Regions from separate parts of the Mus musculus genome. Here region 1 is linked to region 2. The links are chromatin loops, found by intact Hi-C in ENCODE. Cell type or tissue: left cerebral cortex. All regions are shown on one strand. Links, peaks and the distances in the headings refer to the core of each region. The heading gives the core; the rest is flanking DNA.

What was found. Hi-C counts contacts between places; a loop is a spot of excess contacts. Peaks named below come from ENCODE experiments on the same cell type or tissue, not always from the same donor. Only the 100,000 strongest peaks of a DNase experiment are listed, where the experiment ranks them.
Region 1: it touches region 2 in a loop (4-fold over the local background); 19 of 42 quality-filtered maps call a loop at or near these places.

What each region holds. Positions count from the first base shown.
Region 1 is chr15:31,512,488-31,523,306 of GRCm38, reverse strand. The region is part of intron 1 of Marchf6 (membrane associated ring-CH-type finger 6); the gene reads left to right. Among named protein-coding and RNA genes, the nearest start is that of Marchf6, 13 kb to the left of the region's middle. In left cerebral cortex, for the core only: a CTCF peak has its summit at 5,933 (motif pointing left); no DNase peak of the experiment used is centred there.
Region 2 is chr15:31,581,754-31,592,572 of GRCm38, reverse strand. Cmbl (carboxymethylenebutenolidase-like (Pseudomonas)) reads right to left here. Exons shown (of 6, transcript NM_181588.4): 2 at 10,500-10,733; 3 at 8,501-8,608; 4 at 7,136-7,278; 5 at 4,314-4,405; 6 at 2,454-2,889. The coding sequence starts at 10,714. The coding sequence ends at 2,710. Cct5 (chaperonin containing Tcp1, subunit 5 (epsilon)) reads left to right here. Exons shown (of 11, transcript NM_007637.3): 10 at 108-288; 11 at 1,518-1,773. The coding sequence ends at 1,645. Among named protein-coding and RNA genes, the nearest start is that of Cct5, 15 kb to the left of the region's middle. In left cerebral cortex, for the core only: a CTCF peak has its summit at 5,866 (motif pointing right); DNase peaks (open chromatin) are centred at 3,356, 3,844, 5,877, 7,111 and 1 more place; H3K27ac peaks cover 670 bases.

The DNA.
Region 1 (10,819 bases), core at 1,500-9,499, 70 kb after region 2:
TTCTGAGATGTAACAAGTCTCATCACAGACTGTCACAGAAGAGCCTAGTGGCTGTGCTTCCTTCCACTTTGGGCAGTATCTCTTTTAACAGTGAGTCAAAATTAGTGTTCCTACATTGTTTCTGTCAGATGTTCTGTCACTTTGACAAGAAAAGTAATAGAGGATGGTTGATTAAGAGGAGTGTTCCAAGTTTACTCTCAGGACTCTTTATGGTGTTCGTTTGCTTAATTTTATCTAGGGTCTTTATTTGTCCTTGAACCTCCTGTGTGTTCTAGGTTAACTTCCTACCTGCAGTCCTGTGTCAGTGTCAAATTGTGCTGGATCCACATCTGTCTTTCTTTGAATTCTTAAAATTGAGGAACCACAACACTTAAGTTGTTGTGGGTTGTATAAATAGATATTTGCCCTATTCGAAAGGAAGCTGGTCTTCTCAAACTGTTTGATTTATGTTTATTCTGTGTATGCACACACAGGCTTGAGTGTGGGGATCAGAGAAAAGTGTAGGGGAGTTGGTTCCTTTTGGCATCAAACTCAGGAGTCAGGCTTGGTGGCAAGGGCTCTTTACCTGCTGAGGTGTTTTGATAGCGTTGATAAACAACCTTTAAAAGTTAAAGAGTATTTAAAAGTAATGATGGAGCTGGAGAGAAGGCTCAGCAGTTTTACTGCTCTGGCAGGGGACTTAGGTTCAATTCCTGTCACTCACACAGTGCCTCAGAACTGCCTGTAACACTAGCTGCAGGGAATCCAGTGCCCTCTTACCAGGCATGTAGGTGGTGTATATACATATACAGAACATACATAAACATTAAAAGGAATAATGTTAGTACATGCTAACAGGATAACTTTATGATACATATGTTTTCCAAGGTGAAAATCTTGACTGTAAAGTCTAGTAGTATTTTAAGTCTTTGAAGATGTTTTATATGTGGGTTATTAGAAGACAAATCCTCACTTGGCTTTTGCATTTACTCTGTTTACCTGTTTTGGTTAAGTGAAAACTTTGGATTGAAAAGGGAGAAGTATTTTCAGATAGTTTTGTGTGTTTGTTACTATGTCAAAATTTAAGTGATAATGAATCTGAAAATGTCAATTTTTAAATTAAAAGCTTTAAGTCTGATGTTAAAATGTTTGGCCTAGGCTGGGGACATGACTCAGGTTAAGAGCACTTGTTGCTCTAGTATAGGACCCAGTTTGTTTCCCAGCATCACATGGTGATGCGCAATCATCAGTAATTACACTTCCAGGGAATCTGACTCCCTCTTCTAATCTGCAAGGGTACCAAGCGTGCATGTGTTACACAGACATATATGCAGGAAAATACCCATAAACATAAAATTAGTAAATCTGAAACTTTTTTTTTAAAAAGAATCTCTTGGTCTGATGATATGGTGTGTTTTCATATGTAAAATGTGCATAGGCAGTTGGTTTCAGAAAGTATATATTTTTTTAATAAATGATGCTGGAATAACTGAATATCAACAGGAAAATGAACTTGGAGCCATAGTCCTTTGAGTAAATCAGGGTTAATTAAAAAAGAATGTTAGGCTCAGTTGAAAAGCCCAAAACTTAACTAGGAGGTTTTTTTGTGGTCTTGGGCTAGGTTGAAACTTCTGCAAGTTTGATCTCTCAAGAAGGATGTTGGATGGCTTTGATGGTTTCTACAAAGGTACTTAGTAATGTCCTCATCTGATAAATAAATGTGTTGTGTGTATGAATGGGCATTATTCGCCAGTACTTAGAAACAAGGCACACCTAGGATGGACGACATGAACATTATGCTAGGTGAAGAAACAAGTTGCAAAAGACCACATTTTATGTGATCCACTTTGTATGGAGTGTCAAATAGACAAATAGACATTTGTAGACAAATTTCTGAGTAGAGTAGATTAGTGGTTGCATGGCATGGAAGGCCTGATAGAACTGCTGTCAGTTACAAGGTTTTTTTTTTTTTTTTTTTCCCCCAGAGTAAAGAATGGAACCTTAATCTTTATTTACAGGACATGACAGGGTACGAAATTCAACATAGAAATAGGAGCTACTGAACTGCCCATTGTGACTCCCGCACTAAGAGCCATAGGGAATATTGTCACTGGAACAGATGAACAGACTCAGAAAGTGATAGATGCAGGAGCACTTGCAGTCTTTCCCAGCCTGCTAACAAACCCCAAAACTAATATTCAGAAGGAGGCCACATGGACAATGTCGCACATTATAGCTGGATGTCAGGACCAGATACAGCAAGTTGTGAATCATGGCCTAGTCCCCTTTCTTGTTGGTCTTAGCAGACTTTAAGACACAGAAGGAGGCCGAGTGGGCTATAACCAACTCTACCAGTGGTAGGACTGTTGAACAGATTGTGTATCTCCTTCATTGTGGGATAATAGTTACAAGGTTTCTTGATGTCTTGATGATGGTCAACTCATGTTGACTTGAATACTTTGTGACTTAACTTCATGGTGTATAAAGTACTTTAAAAAAGAAAGTTAAATTGTATTTGTGACATTCTAAAGAGAGTAGCTAAACTGATCTGGTAAAATAAATGGCTTACCAAACCAAGTCTTAGACTGTGTAAGGTCTGAAGTAGGTCAGGTCTTCGTTAGTAGGGCGGTGAGAAAATGATGAAGCCCATTGACAGTGCAGGAGGAGTAGGAAAGCACCTCCTTCCTTCCTCTCTAGGGCCTGCTAGCACCCTTTAGTGACAAAACTGAACTGAAAAAAAGAAACGGGTGCTGGTGGAGCTTAAGAATTGAGGGGTGACTTGAGGCTGAGAATAGTTACAGCTTCTGCAGCTAAGCCTTCTCCCCAAGCTACTGGCAAAATTGTCCTTAACCTCTGCAATAGGTTGGAGCCCTGTACCTGCAAATTAATTGTTTCTGCTGGTTGTTAGAACCAGAACTATACAATATTTCTTTCTTTCCTTCATTTTGCTTTCCAAAGTGTTCCTTATAGACAGACTCTTAACACAAATTTAGTCTTTCAGGAGGCCAGAAAATGTAGTTTTCAGGCTACCAAGAATAGCAGAAAAGGTTGTTGTTTGCATTGATATAATCTAGAAAGGTAAGAAAATAAACTTGGGGATACATAGGGAATAAGAGTTTTAATGTTTATTATTGTGTATATGGATGTATATAGTGTGTGGATGTGGAGTCAGAGAAAAGGTCTGTAGAGTCATTTCTTGCGCCCCTCCCCCTTTATGTGGCTTTGGGGATCGGACTTAGCTGGTCAAGCTGTGCTTCAAATACAAATGCCCTTACCAGCCAAGCTGCTTGCTGGCCGGCCAGCCGGGGGGTTGGGGTTTTCAACATTGTATGTTGCCTGCTTCCTAAATCCACATTTAAAAAAAAGATATTTTCACATAGAATTTGGGGATCAGAGACAGGGTGTCATAGGACTTAAGTTGGCCTTTAAGTTTCTGTGGGAATGGGGATAGTTGTGAACTCATTCCACATCCCAAGTGCTACCATACCTAGCAAAAATGAATGCTTAAAAATAGAATTTGAGCAGCTAAAATATTTTATTATAATAGTAAAGTAGCAGCAAAACACTCACTACTTTGAAAAATAAAATAGCCACCTTTTTTCTTTTGTTGAAAATAGATTTTGTTTAAAATACCATATATTCTGATTACAGTTTCCCCTTCCACAACTCTTCCAGTTCCTCTCCACCTGCCCTTCCATCCTGATCCACACCCTTTCTGTCTCTCCTTAGAAAAACAGGCATCTAAGGAATAATAATAAACTAAGATAAGACAAAAACAAACTGGAATGGGACCAAACAGAAGAAAAAGATGTCTCCCCCCCCCCCCCAAAAAAAAGCACAGGAAACATAGATGCAGAAAGATACATGTTTGAACACACAGAAATCCCATAAAAACATGCAAAGACCTGTAAGGTGAAAAAAAAAAAAGTCCCAACACAACATTACAGATGCAAAGACCACCCACAGATGCTGCTGAGTGCATTGTATTGGCACTGCTGGCCATGGGACCCGTCTTTACTTGTGATTTGCTTTCCCAGTGAGAGCCCCCCCCCCTTGGTTTGGAGCTAGCTTCTGGGTAAGGGGTGGGGACGTATATCCGCTTGTCTCGGCTCTATAATCTATCTGGTTCAGACCCACCCAGTAGGACTGTGCTTGCTGCCACAGTCTCTTGAGTTCATATGTGCATCCATTGTGCTCTGTTTCCTGGATCTTGTTTCCTGGGTGTCCTCCATCCCTACTAGCCCTTAGCTGTTTTCTAACCAGTTCTAACGACTCCAGTGTTTGCAGTTTCTTTCTTAAGCTGTTTTTTTTTTTTTTTTTCCAAACAGGGTTTCTCTGTGTATCCCTGGCTAGCCTGGAACTCACTTTGTAGACCAGGCTGGCCTCGAACTCAGAAATCCGCCCGCCTCTGCCTCCCAGGTGCTGGGATTATAGGCGTGTGCCACCACTGCCCAGCAAGCTGTTGTTTTTTATTTAGAAGCAGAATGTGTTTTTTATTTCTGCTTTGTTTTGTTAATCTGCATTTTTCTGTGAATACATACAATTTTAAAGGAATTATATTCCATATAGAGAAAAGTATACAATTAATGTAGATCTTTTCACACATGTAGGCTAACTACAGACATCCAGAGTAATATTTTCAATCATATATTTTTAATATTTGCCTATTATGATTGAAGCTACTAGTTGTAAACATTTTACTGGCAGATAATAAAAGTTTATTTCCTCCAGATAAAACAAGACCAGCAGTATTTGGATCATGTTGTGTATATTCTGGATAGGATGTGATAAGAATGGCCGTGTACCTTTGTGGTCTCCTGCTCCAAACTAATGAGGAATGAGTCAGTTTTCAGTAGAAGGCATTGAAGAGTAGCCTTTAACAATACTTTTTAAGTTATGGTCATCAACATCAGGAAAAGTAAGAAACTCCCAGAATCAAAAGAAGCCCGAGGAGGGGGCTGGAGAGGTGGCTCAGCGGTTAAGAGCACTGACTGCTCTTCCAGGGGCCCTGAGTTCAATTCCCAGCAACCACATTGTGGATCATAACCATCTGTAATGGGATCTGACACCCTCTTCTGGTGTGTTTGAAGACAGTTATAATTGTATATAAATTAAATAAAGCTTTAAAAAAAAAGCCCAAGGAGACATGACCACTAAGTGTGTATGGAATGTGCAGGAAAGGAGCCTTAGGTAAAAACTAAGGGATTTTGAATTAACAATGGACTTCAATTATAATTTATCAGTATTGGGTTATTAAATTTAAGAAAGTATAACAAATCCTAATAAGACATTAATAAGAGATACTTATTAATGTGTGCTGAATTTTTCCAATCTCCTCTCATAACTTCTGTAAGTCTGACTGTTGTCTATTAGTAATGACAGTAAATTCTGGAATCACCACATTTATCATTGACAGAACTGAGAGATGTTCAAATCATTTTAAATAAATAATTTTCAAAGGAAAATAAACAGGACTGGATAGATGGCTCAGTAGGTAAATGCTTGCCCTGTATGAGGACCTAGGTCCAGAGCCTCAACAAAGCCTCAACCAAAGCCAGCACAATGGTATGTCTAGTCCCATTGCTTCTGTGGAAGACAGGACACAACTTGGTAGAGTATTTGGAGATGTTCAGCTTGGCTAGTAATAAATCTTTGTGATTAGCTGCTGTACTACCTAGTTATTTTTTTTTAATCTACATTCAGTAATGCGTTTCACTATAGGAACACATGCAGTACAAATGGGAGAGCACAACAAAGTTGAAGGAATAAATGGTAAAGATACTCTCTTAGTATGTTGTGTCAAATAGTAGTTAAAAGACATGTGATGGGGCTGGAGAGATGACTAATGGTCAGGGTGTTTGATGTTCTTCCCAGGTCTAGAGTTTAGTTCTTAGGACCCACTTTGAGCACTTCTCGGTAACACATTAGTCCATCTCCAAGGGATATAATGCCCTCTTCTGGTCTTTGAATATCTCTGCATGAACATGCATGCACCTACAACTAGATAATATTTATATGAACAAAGGACACAAGGGACTCAGGAGATGGAGGTAGGAAGAGCAACAATTCAAAGGGCAGTCTCAACTATGTAGTGAATTTGAGGCCAGCCTGGGTTGCATGGTACTTTATCTTAAACAGTATTGGCACTCTCCTGCTTTCCCTGAAAAGTCAGTTACTTTCCTAAGATATACCTCAGGAATAATAAAACATCTGTTTGGATTTATTTTTAGAAGTACCATGACAAGGCAGGTGAGATGACACACCAGGTAAAGGTACTTGCCACCAAAGCTGATAACCTGGGTCCTTTTTCTGGGATCCACATGATGGAAGGGGAGACCTGACTGTTTCAAATTGTTCTATGTTTTCTACATATGAGATCCACACTACATGCACACATGCTTGCACACACAATTTTTTTTTTTTTTTTTTTTTTTTTTTTTGGTTTTTCGAGACAGGGTTTCTCTGTAAAGCCCTGGCTGTCCTGGAACTCACTTTGTAGACCAGGCTGGCCTTGAACTCAGAAATCCACCTGCCTCTGCCTCCCAAGTGCTGGGATTAAAGGCATGCGCCTGGCTATTCTTGAAAGGTATCTTGAACCTTGAGTGTTCTTAGTTTTGTTTTTTAATACCTTGAAAGACTGGCTGAACAGTTGGTTCGGTGGTTAAGAGCACTTGCTGCTTTTCCAGAGGACATGTATTTGGTTATAAGTACCCTCACGGTGCTTGTAACCATCCTTGCACATGGTGCACATACATTCAGGCAAAACATTCATAAATATAAATCTTTATAAAACCACCACAACAAGCTGGGTGTGGTGGCGCACCATAACAGAGTAGAAAATTAATTTACTTTCTCCTAAGATCCTAAGATCTAATTAAGGATGTGTGTCAGACTCCACAATTAAAAATTTCTGTTCTACAGAGAATGGGTAACTGTACTCAGAATGTTTTGAAAACATTTTTTGTTTTCTTTAATCATGTCTCCGTAATATTAATGGAAATGTGATTGTTTTATACTTTAGTAGAATATATTTTCACTTGGTATGGTTTAGAAAATTTAAAACTATTTAAAGAATTTTGTGTATTATAATTGATAGAAAATTTCCTGGTGTGTTCATGGTTCTGTTTTTATCCACATAACACATAGCCAGTTATATACATACACCTGAGCATGAACAAAGCTAGTTGAAAAGGCACTTGCTTGAGTAAATCTTATATTATTAGCAGCAGAGAATGATTGTTAACTCTTGCATTAATTTGTACTTTATTATATAACTGGTTGGAAACAGTGCAATATTAGAATTCCTGTTAGTGGATCCTCCTACTTGAGATCTTGCCTATCATTGTTTTTATACAATAAAAATAAGGTAAGGAAACAGATAGATTCAACTCTAATGTGTGTATGTCCCATGGTGAGGACTGGTACTTGTTCTTCCTCTTGAGCTGTGTTTAGGCTGAGTCAGGCTCCCTCCATGTGGTGCTTCTGCCCTGTTTATGCTGCCCACCCATTAAGTCCCTGGGTTACCAGAGTTATCAGATCAACTCTGATGCTATCTATCATGACACTCGTGTGCAGAGATTCCTCACTTTGCTTAATTATTAGTGATGTTTGTGAGTTTGTAACCATGTATTATAATTGCCTGTTTCTTGTTGTTACTCACTCTTTGCTGTTACCCTGTGTGTATGTTTTGAGTGCTCCTACATTAATTTGTGCATATAAGAAAGGCATAGGGTTTGGCATTGTTCTTCGTTTCAAGTACTCTCTGTTCTTGGTATTTGTTTCCTGTGGATAAGAAAAGAGTTTTGTGTGTGAATTTTGTTTACTTCCTTAATGCTGCGGCCAAAAGCATAACACTTTGTTATAATCACTGAAGTCTTTATAAGGACTTTACAACTATTCTCTCTATTGAGATTGAGAAATCTCTATTGATATTGTCAAATCTTAAATTCACTATATATTTTTCTTTTTTTTTAAGATTTATTTACTTATTATATGTAAGTACACTGTAGCTGTCTTCAGACACTCCAGAAGAGGGAGTCAGATCTCGTTACGGATGGTTGTGAGCCACCATGTGGTTGCTGGGATTTGAACTCCGGACCTTCGGAAGAGCAGTCGGGTGCTCTTACCCACTGAGCCATTTCACCAGCCCACTATATATTTTTCAATAAATGTTTTGGTTTTTGTACAATGGGTTCTTTCTCTTCCATGTCTCTGTGGAAACTTGATGTTTCTTATCTCCCAGATTTGTTTGTCATTGTTCACAGGACCATTTTTATGATAGCTGCAACATCTATTGGCTGTGGTTTTTAATTTAGGCTGGGGTTTTCCTTATGCTTGGTATGAGTGGATTTTCCATTGTATCATGGATATTTTTGCCTCAGGTTCTTATTAAAATGCTTGGAGTCTTTTCTTTTTTCTTTTCCCCCGAAACAGGGTTTCTCTGTAGCCCTGGCTGTCCTGGAACTCACTTTGTAGACCAGGCTGGCCTCGAACTCAGAGATCCACCTGCCTCTGCCTCCCAAGTGCTGGGATTAAAGGTGTGTACCACCACTGTCTGGCTGAAAAGTGGCTTCTTCTTTGTGGAAGTTGTATTCACAATTAGCCCTCTCCCCTCCTCCCACCAATCATCTTGGTGGGTTAGGTTCTTGCTAAGTTAGGTGGTTGATATCTTGGACTTTCATTGGCTAGGAGGGCTAGGATATATTTTTTTCATGTATTAGCCTTGGGTGCAGTGGTAAAAGTTGAATTAGTTGTTCATGTTTGGGAATGTTGAGACATACTATTTAAGTTTTCTCCTTTTCCCCTATTCTCAGTGCATTGTTCATTGTGGTAAAGGTTGGGCCAATGAGATGAGAAAATCACTAATGTGAGTTTTCTTATGTTTGTGTATGCATTAAGTTTAGCCACATACTGGAGCTCTCTTGTCCTGTAAGTTTTTAAGTAACCACAATATTATTTCTATTCTGCTTTTTTATTAACAGTTAATAAATATGCTTAGGATTTTTTAGTATATCCTCTCTCTGTCTTAGAGTATAGTCTATGAGGGATGTATGAGTGTATTGTTGGTTTTAATTTTGTTATTAAGATTTCTTTATTTTGGGCTGGAGAGATGGCTCAGTGGTTAAGAGCACAGACTGTTCTTCCAGAGGTTGTGAGTTCAATTCCCAGCAGCTATATGGTGACTCACAACCATCTGTAATGGGTTCTGATACCCTCTCCTAGTGTGATTGAAGACAACTATAGTGTACTCACATACATTAAATAAATAAAATAATGATCAAGATTTCTTTATTTTTATTTTGTGTATGTGTGTGTACCTGATTGTATAAATGTGTAGTCTGTGCCAGTATGTACAGAAATGTCAGGTGTCCTAGAACTGGAGTTAGAGCTGTGAGATGTCTGATGTGAGTACTGGGAACCATGCCCTGCAAGAGAAGCAGATGCTGTTAGCCTCTGTAGCTATCTCCCACCCCTTGCTGGTTTCTTTTTTTCTTTCTTAGTTTTAAAATTAAATATTTCTGTTTATTGTGTGTATCTGTGTACATGGGTGGGTCACACACTGTATGTGGAGGTCAAAGGACAACTTTGAGGCATTTATTCTGTTCTTTTACCTTTACATGTGGTACCAGGAATAGACTCGAGCCATCTGTCAGGCATACATAGCAAGTACTTTGACTTGCTGAGCCACCTCACTAGTCCATTTTGCTGTCTTAAAGTGTCTTCATTTCTTTTTTGTGGCTAGCCATGGTGAATGCTTGGGTTTATTGATTTGTTTGTATTTCCATTTAGGAGTTGCTTACTTACCATTTTGATATAATTTTGTTTTGTACTTGCAAAGGTGATTTCCATGGTTCTGAAATGAAATGGATGAGCAGTCTACAGTTATCTTTCCTTTTTTCCTAGAGACTTAGTCTGAGTGTAGGAGGCCCTTAATAATAACTTTACAGATCTATTTGGAAAGAGTCATTATCATTCTCTTTCTCTCCCTCTCTCTCACACACACACACACACACACACACACACACACACACACACACACGCACATGCACACGCACACCTACTACTACTACCTCCAAAGAGCCAAAAAGATGTATCAGAACAATTACTAATGAGTGGTGGTTCTCAAACTTTAAAAAAAAAGGAAGAAGAAAAAGAAAGGAAGAAAGCAAACAAGCAAGCAAGCACTCACAAGTATATCAGTGCATGTATGGCAGTCACAGGATAACTTTCAGGAGTTGATTATTGAAATGGGGAATGCTGTGCTGTGTGCTCCAGGCTAGGTAGTCAGTCTGTGAGCTTCCAGGCTTTTGTCTGCATCACCCTTCTTGCTATATAGGTGCTGGAATTGCAGATGCAGGCGACTGAGTGGAGCTTTTAATATGAGTTCTAGAGGTCACACTGTAGTTGTCAGACTTTAACATATGTTTATACTTTTAAAGACTTGTAAGAGTTTTATTTGTTGTATTAGAAAATAAAATGGATCTTCTAAATTCCCCAATTTGGTTAAAAGAGTGGGTTTTGTTTTTTGGTTTTTGTTGTTGTTGTTGTTTGTTTTGAGGCAGAATTCTTCTATGTCCCCCTGACTGTCTTGGAACTTGCTGTGTAGATCAGGTGGTTACCCTTGACTGCAAAGATCCACCAGCCTCTGTCTCCCAAGTGCTAGGAGTAAAGGAGTGCGCCACCAAGCCTGGTTTATACTTACAATGTTTTTAATGTCTAGTTAATAGGACAAAAGCTCTGTTTTTTTTTTTTTTTTAAATCTGTGGAAGCATCCAATATATTGTATCATGTGCTCTCTACAGATGCTACTGTAAGCTGGGTATGGAAGCATTTGGAGACT
Region 2 (10,819 bases), core at 1,165-9,164:
AAAGGAAGTTTATTAAGCTTGCCCTGAGTGACTTTTCAATGCATGCTTATGAACAGCTGTTGGGTTGGCTATTGCCCAGTGCACTTACTGTCCCTGTGTCTTTCCAGTGCCCAACTTTGGAACAGTATGCCATGAGAGCTTTTGCAGATGCCTTGGAGGTCATCCCCATGGCCCTTTCAGAAAATAGTGGCATGAATCCCATTCAGACCATGACTGAAGTTCGAGCCAGACAGGTGAAGGAGTCTAACCCTGCCCTGGGGATTGACTGTTTGCACAAGGGCAGTAACGGTGAGTTGCTTGTTGGGGCTGTAGGAGCGGAGCGAGTTCTATCCACTTGGAAGATGAGTGGTACATGCTGCAAGACTGTCCTTAGTGAGGTCTTCAGTGCACTGGGACAGTGCTGTTCTGGGTCTTAGTGTCTGAGTTGATTGCTGTGGGACTTAGTCTTAGCAACACAACTCAGTTTAACCACAGTCCGGGTGCCTGTTGTTGCCATACAGAGTGGTTTCTGTTCACAGCTTGCCACCTAGCTGTTGCCCCATGGCTGCAGAGTGTTTGGAAAACTTTAACTCTAGCCGCTTGGCAGCCCTACTCTTGGAAGGTGGCAGACGTTGAACTGTCTACTGATTTCACTCCTGTTCCTCTGGGTGCTTTGGGTGTCATGTCACTGTCTAGCCTCCTTGTAGTCATGAGCTCTACCATGTTCCCACTAGCACGTGTCCTCAGTACTTAGAAAATCTAGCCGAAAATGACATAGGGCATTGTGGCCAGTTTACTGCTACAGCTCTAGGGGGTTTAGTTTAGGGTTTTATTTGCTAAGATTTATTTTATGTGAATAAGTGTTTTGTCTGCATGCATTTAAGTGTATATATACTATGTGTTTGTCTTGTGTCCTTGGAAGCCAGAATAGTGCATTGGATCCAGGGAGTTAACTAGATGGATGTAAGCTGTCATGTAGGTGCTAGGAACTCATGCTCTCTCGACCAGTGGGTCATCTCCAGCCTCTCTTTTATAGATGAATTATATGTTTACTTCATTGTTTGGCACTTTGGTATATGATGTATTGTGAGTACTCTTTCCCTCACATCCTATTCCCTCCCTATAAGTTCATCTCCCACACTTCTGTCTTTTGTTCTGTTTGATGAACTGCTAGGTGTAGCCAGGACTGTCTCTATGACCATAGGTTGGAGCCTGGTTGCTTCAACCATATGCACAGCTGAAGACAGATGACACCAAATCCACCAGGGGCGACTAGTTTAACAGGGAGAGGTGGGGCCCCATAAGCCACTCTGCCAATGACTGACTAATGGCACAGACTTAAACCATTTCTGTTTTTGAAATGAAATTCCACTATATTTCCCAGGCTGGCCCCTCAGCTCCACCTTGGCCTCCCCAGTAGCTGAGTGCACAGACTTGCCTGCTGCAGTGGCTTTGTTGTGACAACACAGGTTGAAGCTACCTGTTGATAACTACATTTGTGTGTGCTCCTGGACTGAGTGCTGTGTTTTGTTTTTCAGATATGCAGTATCAGCATGTCATAGAAACCTTGATTGGCAAAAAGCAGCAGATCTCTCTTGCCACCCAGATGGTTAGGATGATTCTGAAGATTGATGACATCCGTAAGCCTGGAGAATCTGAAGAATAAACTGTACCATTTACCACTGTGACTAAATAAAGGGTGTGTCTGTTGTGCTGCGTCTGCAGTTACTGCTGGTCCTCTCACAGCTGTAGATGCTGGAATAAAAGCAGCTGTCTGGTAACTGCTTCCACTTATTCAGAGCTTGATAGAGGATTTGATCTCACAGTTCTGCACTCCTGGGATATCTTTCAGCATCCTTCATCCGCAGAACTGTAATGAAGTAGAACACAACACTACAGATACTTTTTTAGCAGCTCAGGTGTCTCGGTGTCTGGTTTTACTTCACAGTTGACAGTACACCAGTACACCAGCACCTGCTTGGCTGATGGAACCAGTGCTAGAGACTGAATCCTCTTGTTCCTCCCAAGTTTCGGACAATGGCCAGTTAGCTCAGGTGCCAGTCAGAACTGGCTTGGACAGTTCTGTGCTTTGGGCATATGCTCAGAGAGCAATTGAAGCATACGTACCTTTTTGGCTGGATGTCATAATTTGAGCCTGCCTTGGAGGTCAGAGCCCATGCAGCCTAGCAATTACCTGTCTTGGTGGATCCTGTGAAAAGTAGAACTTAGCTGATTAAGTCTGGAGGCCCTTCCTTGGCAGTGCAGTCTGCTCCCACTCCACCAATTTGATGGACACAGCAGGATGATAATCTTACATTTTCTGTTCTCCAGGGTGCTTCAGGGTGGGGGTGCCGCCAAGCCCCCGTAACCCGTGATTTCTCAGACCCATGTGGTGGAAAGATTGCCACAAGTTAAACTCTGACCTCCACAAAGGCATGTAGACACAAGTGTTTAAAAGTGAAGCTACGCATTCACAAGTTTTAAAAATCACTTTATTAGGTTGAATGTCGACACTGCTCATTAGGGGAAGTTGAATATACATAGTGACAACTGCTCTTCCTGGTTTTGTACATTTTAACACTTGAATTACCAATGTAAGGCCATATCTGAGAATCTAGCTGGTCCCTGAATTGCCCCCAGTTCCCCTAACAGTCATGCTATCATGGATAGTAAGAGATGGTTAATTATTCAGGCAAATTTGGGCAACAGCTGCCTTGTGCTTGGGTGCTGTTAGACATACTTGTTCAGCCATTCAATTAGGTTCCTCCTTGCCTCCTCGATGTAGGGCTTGTCAGCAGGGGAGCAGTCTTCTCTCTTCCGATGCACAAAGCCATGAGTTTGCCCAGAAAACGTTTTAACTTGGTAATTAACTATGCAGTGTTCTTTAAGCTTCTGGGTCAGTGTAGAAACCTAATATGGGAGGGGGTTGATATATAAAAATGTGAGGGTAATGTGACCTTAGCCCTTTGGTCTCTACAAAGCCCTAGGTGTCTAGAATTTACTCAATATGTAAACTGAGCTGGCTTCCTATTTTCCCTCCAAGTGCTGGTGGATGGCATCCACCACTGCACTGAGAAGGAGTCCTATTGCAATAGTTGACAGTGAACAGGCTCCACAGCCATTGAGTTGTCTTTAACAGTTCCTGGCCACTTTGAGGAGTTGCAGAGCATCGTAATGGCTCCTCCATATCAGCCCTAGAAGCTCTTGGATTTACACGAGCTGAGACCCAACATCTACCGTAGGTCAGAATTTTATAAGTCGTGGTGGCGTACATTTTTAACGCCTGCAGTTGAAAGGCAGATCTCTGAGGCCAGCATGGTCTGCATAATGAGATCCTTGTCTGAGAAAAACACATTCTTGGCATGCTTGAAGCTTCCATCCTCCGCAGCACAGGGTGGGGTAGGCTTTCACTGTAGCTGCCCTACTGACCATCCTAGCTTAGCCAAGCACAGCCCTTTGAGACCATTGCTCATTTCCCTAGTGACTATGGGGCTACTGGGGAGATGCACTTTGCCCCAGCTATCAACCGGAGACCATACACATGGGTGACTAGACCAGAAAAAGATCCAAATTCAAACTTGGCCTGCTGTGTGTTACTATTATCCATAGTAAAGCAAACCAAATGATTTTAAGTTTAGGACTATTGCAAATTATTTGTATTGAGATCTTAGTTAAGACTTATTGACAAATGGCCACTTTTAACTTAGACTTTCCTAACCATCTTCCTGTGCTTAATAAATCCATCTCAGGCTATGGTAACTGGTGGATTACCATGGAAACCATTCACAGTGAACAGGCTGTACCAGGAACACATACATCCTTCAGCTGCCATTCTGAACAGATCCATTCGGGGCTTAAGTTCCATCAGTAAATGTTCATCATTGGAAAACCAATAAACTAGTTCTTAAAAACTTTCTCGGCCAGGCAGTGGTGGCGCACCCCTGTAATCCCAGCACTTGGAAGGCAGAGGCAGGCAGATTTCTGATTTCAAGGCCAGCCTGGTCTACAGAGTGAGTTCCAGGACAGCCAGGGGGTACACAGAGAAACCATGTCTCAAAAAAGCAACAACAAAAAAACTTTCTCGGGCTGGTGAGATGGCTCAGTGGGTAAGAGCACCCGACTGCTCTTCCGAAGGTCTGGAGTTCAAATCCCAGCAACCACATGGTGGCTCACAACCATCCATAACGAGATCTGACTCCCTCTTCTGGAGTGTCTGAAGACAGCTACAGTGTACTTACATATAACCAATAAATAAATCTTAAAAAAAAAAAAAACTTTCTCTAAAGATGTCATGCTATGCAATTAGATATGCAAATGAAGGGCTGCCTACTCACCTGCTCAAGTGGAATCACAGTGTCATTTTCTGCAAAAATAAACAACGTTGGGTTCTTCAAATTATAAACATCTTCAGAATCTCTGATGATACCTAGAAAGAGTTGAGGGGCATTGACTTCTGCAGAAAGCTGCCTGAATTCGGTATGGTTTTGCAAAGTAGACCATGTGGTCAGAGACCTGCTTCCATGTGTTAGGGGTGGAAGTGGTATGCATGCTTTCTTGTGCATGCCCACATGGGGTCTAGTGCACCTGTGTCTGTGAGTGTGGAGGCCAGGTATCTTAAAGTCACTCCTCGTTTTCACCATAGGATCTCATTGAGCTTTGAGCTCAGGGATTTCTGCACACTGGCTGGCCAGGGAACTTGAGGAACCCATCTGTCTCCACCAGCCCAGTCCTGGGGTGACATGTGCAAAGCCTGACACACACACACATAGCAGATTTTCATGCAGATGCTAGGGATCTGAATGCAGGTCTCCATGGATAGGTGGCCAACACTTCACTGCCTTAGCCATCTCCCCAGATGTGTGTGTATTGTTATTTTTAGTAAGCCCACAGAAGCCTAGCCTATGAGATTCTGAGAATGTGCAACCGATTTAACCAGATCTTTTTACTCTGCATCCTGTTCAACAGGAACCAGGCCAATAAACTTGATGCTGCTCTCTCCTGAGATGGCTTTATACATCAGGTCGTTTTTCAAACCACCACTCTAGAACTTTCTACAGGGACCCCACATGTTCAGTAAACTAGACCGTTTTTTTGGTTTGTTTGGTTGGTTGGTTGGTTTTTTGATTTTGGTTTTTTGAGACAAGGTTTCTCTGTGCAGTCCTGGCTGTCCTGGAACTCTGTAGACCAGGCTGGCCGCAAACTCAGAAATCCGCCTGCCTCTGCCTCCCAAGTGCTGGGATTACAGGCGTGTGCCACCACTGCCCAACCTTTTTTTTTTTCTTTTTTCCTTTTTTTTAATTTTTAGACAGTTTTATAAGAAGAACAACCATTGGACCAAGTTATTATTCAAACAGGACCCCAAAGAGACAGGGTCTACGTGTCTACAGGTTATTGTATATGTTTTATTGCTCATCCTTGCCTGAACATCCTAAAGGTTAATTTGTGCAAAGTATTGTTCTGCCAGGCTTAGGGCAGCCCACTGGTGCCTTTGGTTGGAAAAAGGCAAGTCCATGCTCTGTTGGGAGAATGGGCAGGAAAGGACTAGTGAGCTGGCTCACTTGCCCCACAAGCCTGATCCCAGAACCCACATCAAGTTGTTCTCTGGCTTCCACACAGGCATTGTTGTGTGCAGGCACACATGATCAATGATTTTAAAAGATGAAAGGAAAAACAACTTTTTTCCTGCTTCCTGCCACTGTGAGAGCAGAGCTAAGTAACACACAGTGTCTCTCCTCCCTGTGACTCCTCTCCAGAAGACGTCGAGCCATTGAAGGGATATCAGTCCTCCCTGCACAACTCTGACAAAGCCAGATAATAGGTCTGGACATTCAGTGGATGTCTCTTTTTCCTGCCATAACCTGCCACTCACATGCACAGCAGCAGCCAGCAGGTGGCGCTAGAAAGGCATGCATCCAGGACCACCTTTTAATTTACCCATAGACACCATTGGCCTGAAAATTGGCTGGTCTCGTACTAGTGATTTATTGCATTTGTTTTATGTAAGACTAGCTCTCACTATGTAGCTCATGCTGGCCCAAACTTTTCAATTCTGCTTCAGCCTCCCAAGTACTGGGGTCACAAGTACCATGCCTCACTTTATCTCCTTTTGTGTAAGAAAATATTTTGTTTTGTTTTGTTTTTTTTCCTTAGTGCTAATAGAAGATGAAACACCATGTCCGGGAGTTCAAGCGCCAGATAGAAACAGCTTGTGAATGTGTAACTTTGAAAGAGCAGTCAACTTTCCTATATTTGTTTTTGGCATATTTTAGTCTGGATGCTTTTGAATTGTACATTCAGTGTGCTGTTTCTGTCAACCGATAAAGGGTTCTTATCTCATAGTAAAAACAACTTTGTTTCCTGTTGGCTAAAATGTAAATGTTGGGGCTGAAGAGATGGCTCAGCAGGTAGGAGCACTGGCTCCTCTTCCAGAGGACCCATATTCAATTCCCAGCACCCACATCGCGACTCACAACATTAAGCACAGGGGATCTGACAACCTCTGCTGGCCTTTGTAAGCACCAGGGCACACACATGGGCATGACATGCATGCCCATACCAGACTCGGGAGGCAGAGGCAGGTGGATTTCTGAGTTCGAGGCCAGCCTGCTCTGCAGAGTGAGTTCCAGGACAGCCAGGGCTACACAGAGAAACCCTGTCTCGAAAACAAAAACAAAAATCTGCTAATTAAAAAGAAAGTTAAAGTTGCTGTTTGTGGTTTGCATGCGTGAGTGTGTATGTGTGTGTGTGCGCACGCGCACGCGCACATGAGTACGCACAGACTTGTGAACGGGTGCACATACACATGAGAGGTCAGATGACAACCTTGGACATGTTCCTAAGGGAGCCTTTCCACCTAGATTTTTGAGACAGGATCTAGAACTTATCAAGTAGGCTAGGCAAAGTGACCAGTAAAGCCCAGAATATCACCTGTCCCTTTCTCTCTTAGCATGAATTCTGGGGACCAAATTCAGCATCTCACACTTGCAAGACAAGAGCTATACTGACAGAGCCATCTCCCCAGCTCTATTTTTAGATTCTGAAAACCATGCTAAGCTGGTTTACCACACGCCATCGGGTTTTGTATTGCAGCATGTGGGAGAAGCCTGTCACTCAACCTTCCCCTGCTTTCCCTGAGTAAAATGTGCTGGGCACTTACCATAGACAGACACCCCCGCCCTGATGTCCGGGTATGCCGTCATCACTTGGTGCACCACAACACCCCCCCAGCAGAAGCCCACAATGCCAATCTTCTGAGCATGACACTGTTGTCTCAGATACCTCAAGACAGCATCAACCTCCCTAGAACAGAAAGAGAAAGGCATTGCAGACAGAGCTGCCCGGGCGGACCCTCAGGGTCGCTGGTAACTGGAATGTCTCAGTGAATAGTACTTGATGTTTGTGATTTCTCTGGTGGTGAGAGCCAGAATTTCCTAGAAAGGAGCTGTGACATCAAGGCTCACTGACTGCTTAAAACTCAGTGGCTATAAGGAGTCTGGGATGTTGCAGGTCTGGAGCCCGATCACAGTTTATCTTGAGCTACCTTTAGCCCATTAGTGAGCCATTCTTTGCCCCTGTGTGTTGGCTCGAACTCCTGTAATTAGCAGATAAAGTCAAACCTATCACCCTGATAAGTAGATTAAAAGAGAAAAAAAAAAACCTTTGGAATGTATCAACTCAACAAAATTGTGTACTCCACCAATCAAAGATCTAAGAATGCTATCAGATCACATCTGGGTCTCATAGCTGAGATTACTCTGCTGCAACCGCCCAATTAATGTTTCCACCAATGTCTTTGGAAAGTGTCTTGATTTTGAATCTGTCTTTGTTCTGTTACTATAAAAAACAACAACAATAGCAACAAGTTCATGGTAGAATGTAGAATTTGGGGTAAACTAAATCTCTGCAGCTTGTAGCTGACCAATCAGAGAAGCTTATAGCTAACCAATCAGAGAAGAGCAATCTCCTCATCAGAATGAGTTTTCAGGATGGACTACAGAGCCAACGGGGTGGGGGATGATGCTCTCCAGGTTGCTGGGAGAGAGGCTATGGACCAATGGGCTGCCGCTGAGGTGGGGACTTTCCTGAGGATGAAGCCAGCATACAGGAAGTGGGGCAGAGCTGTGATGGACAGATGAGAGCTGGGCCACTTCCCACTTGATCCCAAACTACTTTCTTTGGTTCTATAAATCAATATCTCTTTTAACTGCTGATCCACTTGGGATAGGTGTTCTATCACTTGCAACCAAGGACTTAGGTGGACACAGGACTTTGAATTCATCACTTCTAAGGAAATGAGCAGCTGTGCTTGCTGGGGCAGTGTGGCAAAGAGCATGTATCAGCCTCCATCCTATAGTGTGCTGGACCAAAACTCTTTCCCATCATGCTGTTGGAAGGACTTCATCTAGAGCCAAGTGAAGTCATGGTGGGGGAGGGAGAGGGAGAGAGGGAAGGCAGGAGCTCAGCTTGTCTGTTCCCTCCCTGGGCTACATCCAGTACAAAACCAAGCCTCTTGGAAACTTACCGATTGACTTTTCTGGCATTTCTTGATTTCAACCACGCGGGGAAGGTGGACCAGTCACCAGCTGGGTCCCATGGCTCTTGACCCACAAAGAAGTCTGGGACAATAGTTCTGTAAAATATGGGCGTGAATCAACCTTTGAGTCACCTGGACTCAGTGTCCTGGTTTATTAGATACCATGTTGAGTTGCCAATTCTAGGCAGAGGGAAGGGAAAGCCTTGGCCACGAAGGCCATCCTTTGTTGCGACAGAGGTCATCTGCTGCAGGCCACATTGCCTCAGATTCCACAACTGCAAGTACATAGCTTCCAGCAGTTCTGGTGTGACCCTGCTCTAGCAAGTGAGAGGACCATCAGCAGGGACACTTCTTAAGAGTGATTCCAGTGAAGAAGGAGGGAAAACTAGACCTATGGGCAAAGGGTGTGTCCTGTCAAAGGTCCTGCCTCGATGAACTTAGTTGGTCTTCTCAGCCAGTCCAGGACTTTCTTGGTCTTAAACACTGGCTTTGGCCAAAGGGCACCCCTGAGGGCACACTCATCACTGTGATCGAGTAATACGGTCCATTGTCTGCACAAGCTGGCAAACAGTTTCCTGCCCCAAGAGTAAGGTCCATAGCAGGTTCTAGAACAGGCTACGGGAAGAGTAAACAAGTAAAGGCTAATGCCTGAGGTTGTCCTCTGACCTCTAAATGCTCACAACGGTGAACACGAACCTTCAATCATACGCACATATATATGTCATTGTATACACACACACACACACACACACACACACACACACATCATATAAAAGATCAAATGATAGCTCACCCAGCAATGGGCAACTCAGTCTGGAAATCATGGACATCACTAATCCTAGTAACTTTACTTACTCTCAAACAAACTGAGCCTTGGCAGTGCAGCAGAGGGTTCCTTAAAACACAGCCACGGGTAGCTCGTTACTTTGGGAGACTGTGGCCCTAGCTCCATCCATCCTGACTTGGCTTTTAGAAGAACAACATGAATGAACTCCAGTGTGAAGTCCTGCCTCTGTCCTCTCAAGACAAGTCCCTCTGCTGCACAGGGAGGCAGAGCACCAAGGCCCGAGCCTGACAGGCCAGGTTGAGGTCTCAGTACCTTGTACTGTAGAGAAAACTTGACAAGTAACTGACCACTTTTATCTCTCACACTTTTAAACAAAAAAGTATCTATTTTTATGAGTGTTTGTCTGCATACAGAGTGTGTACTACGTACATACCTGGTTCCTGCAGAGGCCAGAAGATGGTGTCAGACCCCCTGTACCTAGTTACAGATAGCTGTGAGCTGCCATGTGTGTTGTCTGAACCAAACCTGAGTTTTCTGCCAAGCCGTCAAGTACTTGTAACCACTGAGCTATCTCTCCCGCCCCAGGGCTCACATTCCTGACCAGACCAACAGAAGTGTGGACTGTCCAGCCTCAGATGGCTTGAGGGTAAGTAAATGAGAACCATGAACAAGCAAGAGCCCCGGAAGGTGGAGTTATCTTCCTGCCTGTGTTATATATCCTCGCTGTAGTACGTAAGGACTCTCCTACGACAACAGGCATTGCCCCATTCAAGCAGCTGCTTATGGCTCACCCAGAGCAACTGAGAACCTCTGTCTTCATGCTTTGACTTCCCAATCTGCAATATGGGGACGGTAATATCCATCCCTCCCAGGGCCACTAGAAGGGGAGGGTCCCTGTCCATGTTGGCTATGATAGGTATATTTGGAGGCTTCCCCAGGGAATTGTCCCACTCTCTGTAGGGCTGGGTACCCTGGGGACCTGATGTCCTGGGATTCTGTTGGGAAGAGTTGGCTGTACAAGGTTAGAGTTAAATTTCAAAGGACAGTTCCCACATCCCACCAAGGATCAGCGAGATAACAAAATAGATAATGTAAACGATAATGTAACTCAAGCTGTGCTGGGTTTTGGATTTGCCTTTCTGAAGCAGACCAAATGGACCACAGAAATCGACATGCATTTAAGCAAAGAGCAGAACTTACGTGTATCCATTTCTGGCAATCATGTCAGCCATATACCTGGTGTTGGGCAGCTGCCAGCCAAATATATCCTGGACGACAATCACGGCTTTGCCTGCATCCACGGGGGACCGGGTGACATATGCCTTGATGTGCTCAACCTGAACTTCGTGGCCCATGCCACCATACTCTAGTTTGTGACCAATGTCACATGGGCAAGGGTTAGCTTCGTTAGCCATTGGGGTCTTGACGTCAGGGCTATGGAGGGAATGGAATATTCATCAAACACTGAGTGATTCATATCTAAGGTTAATCTATGCTAAATAAACTATAAATAAACTCAG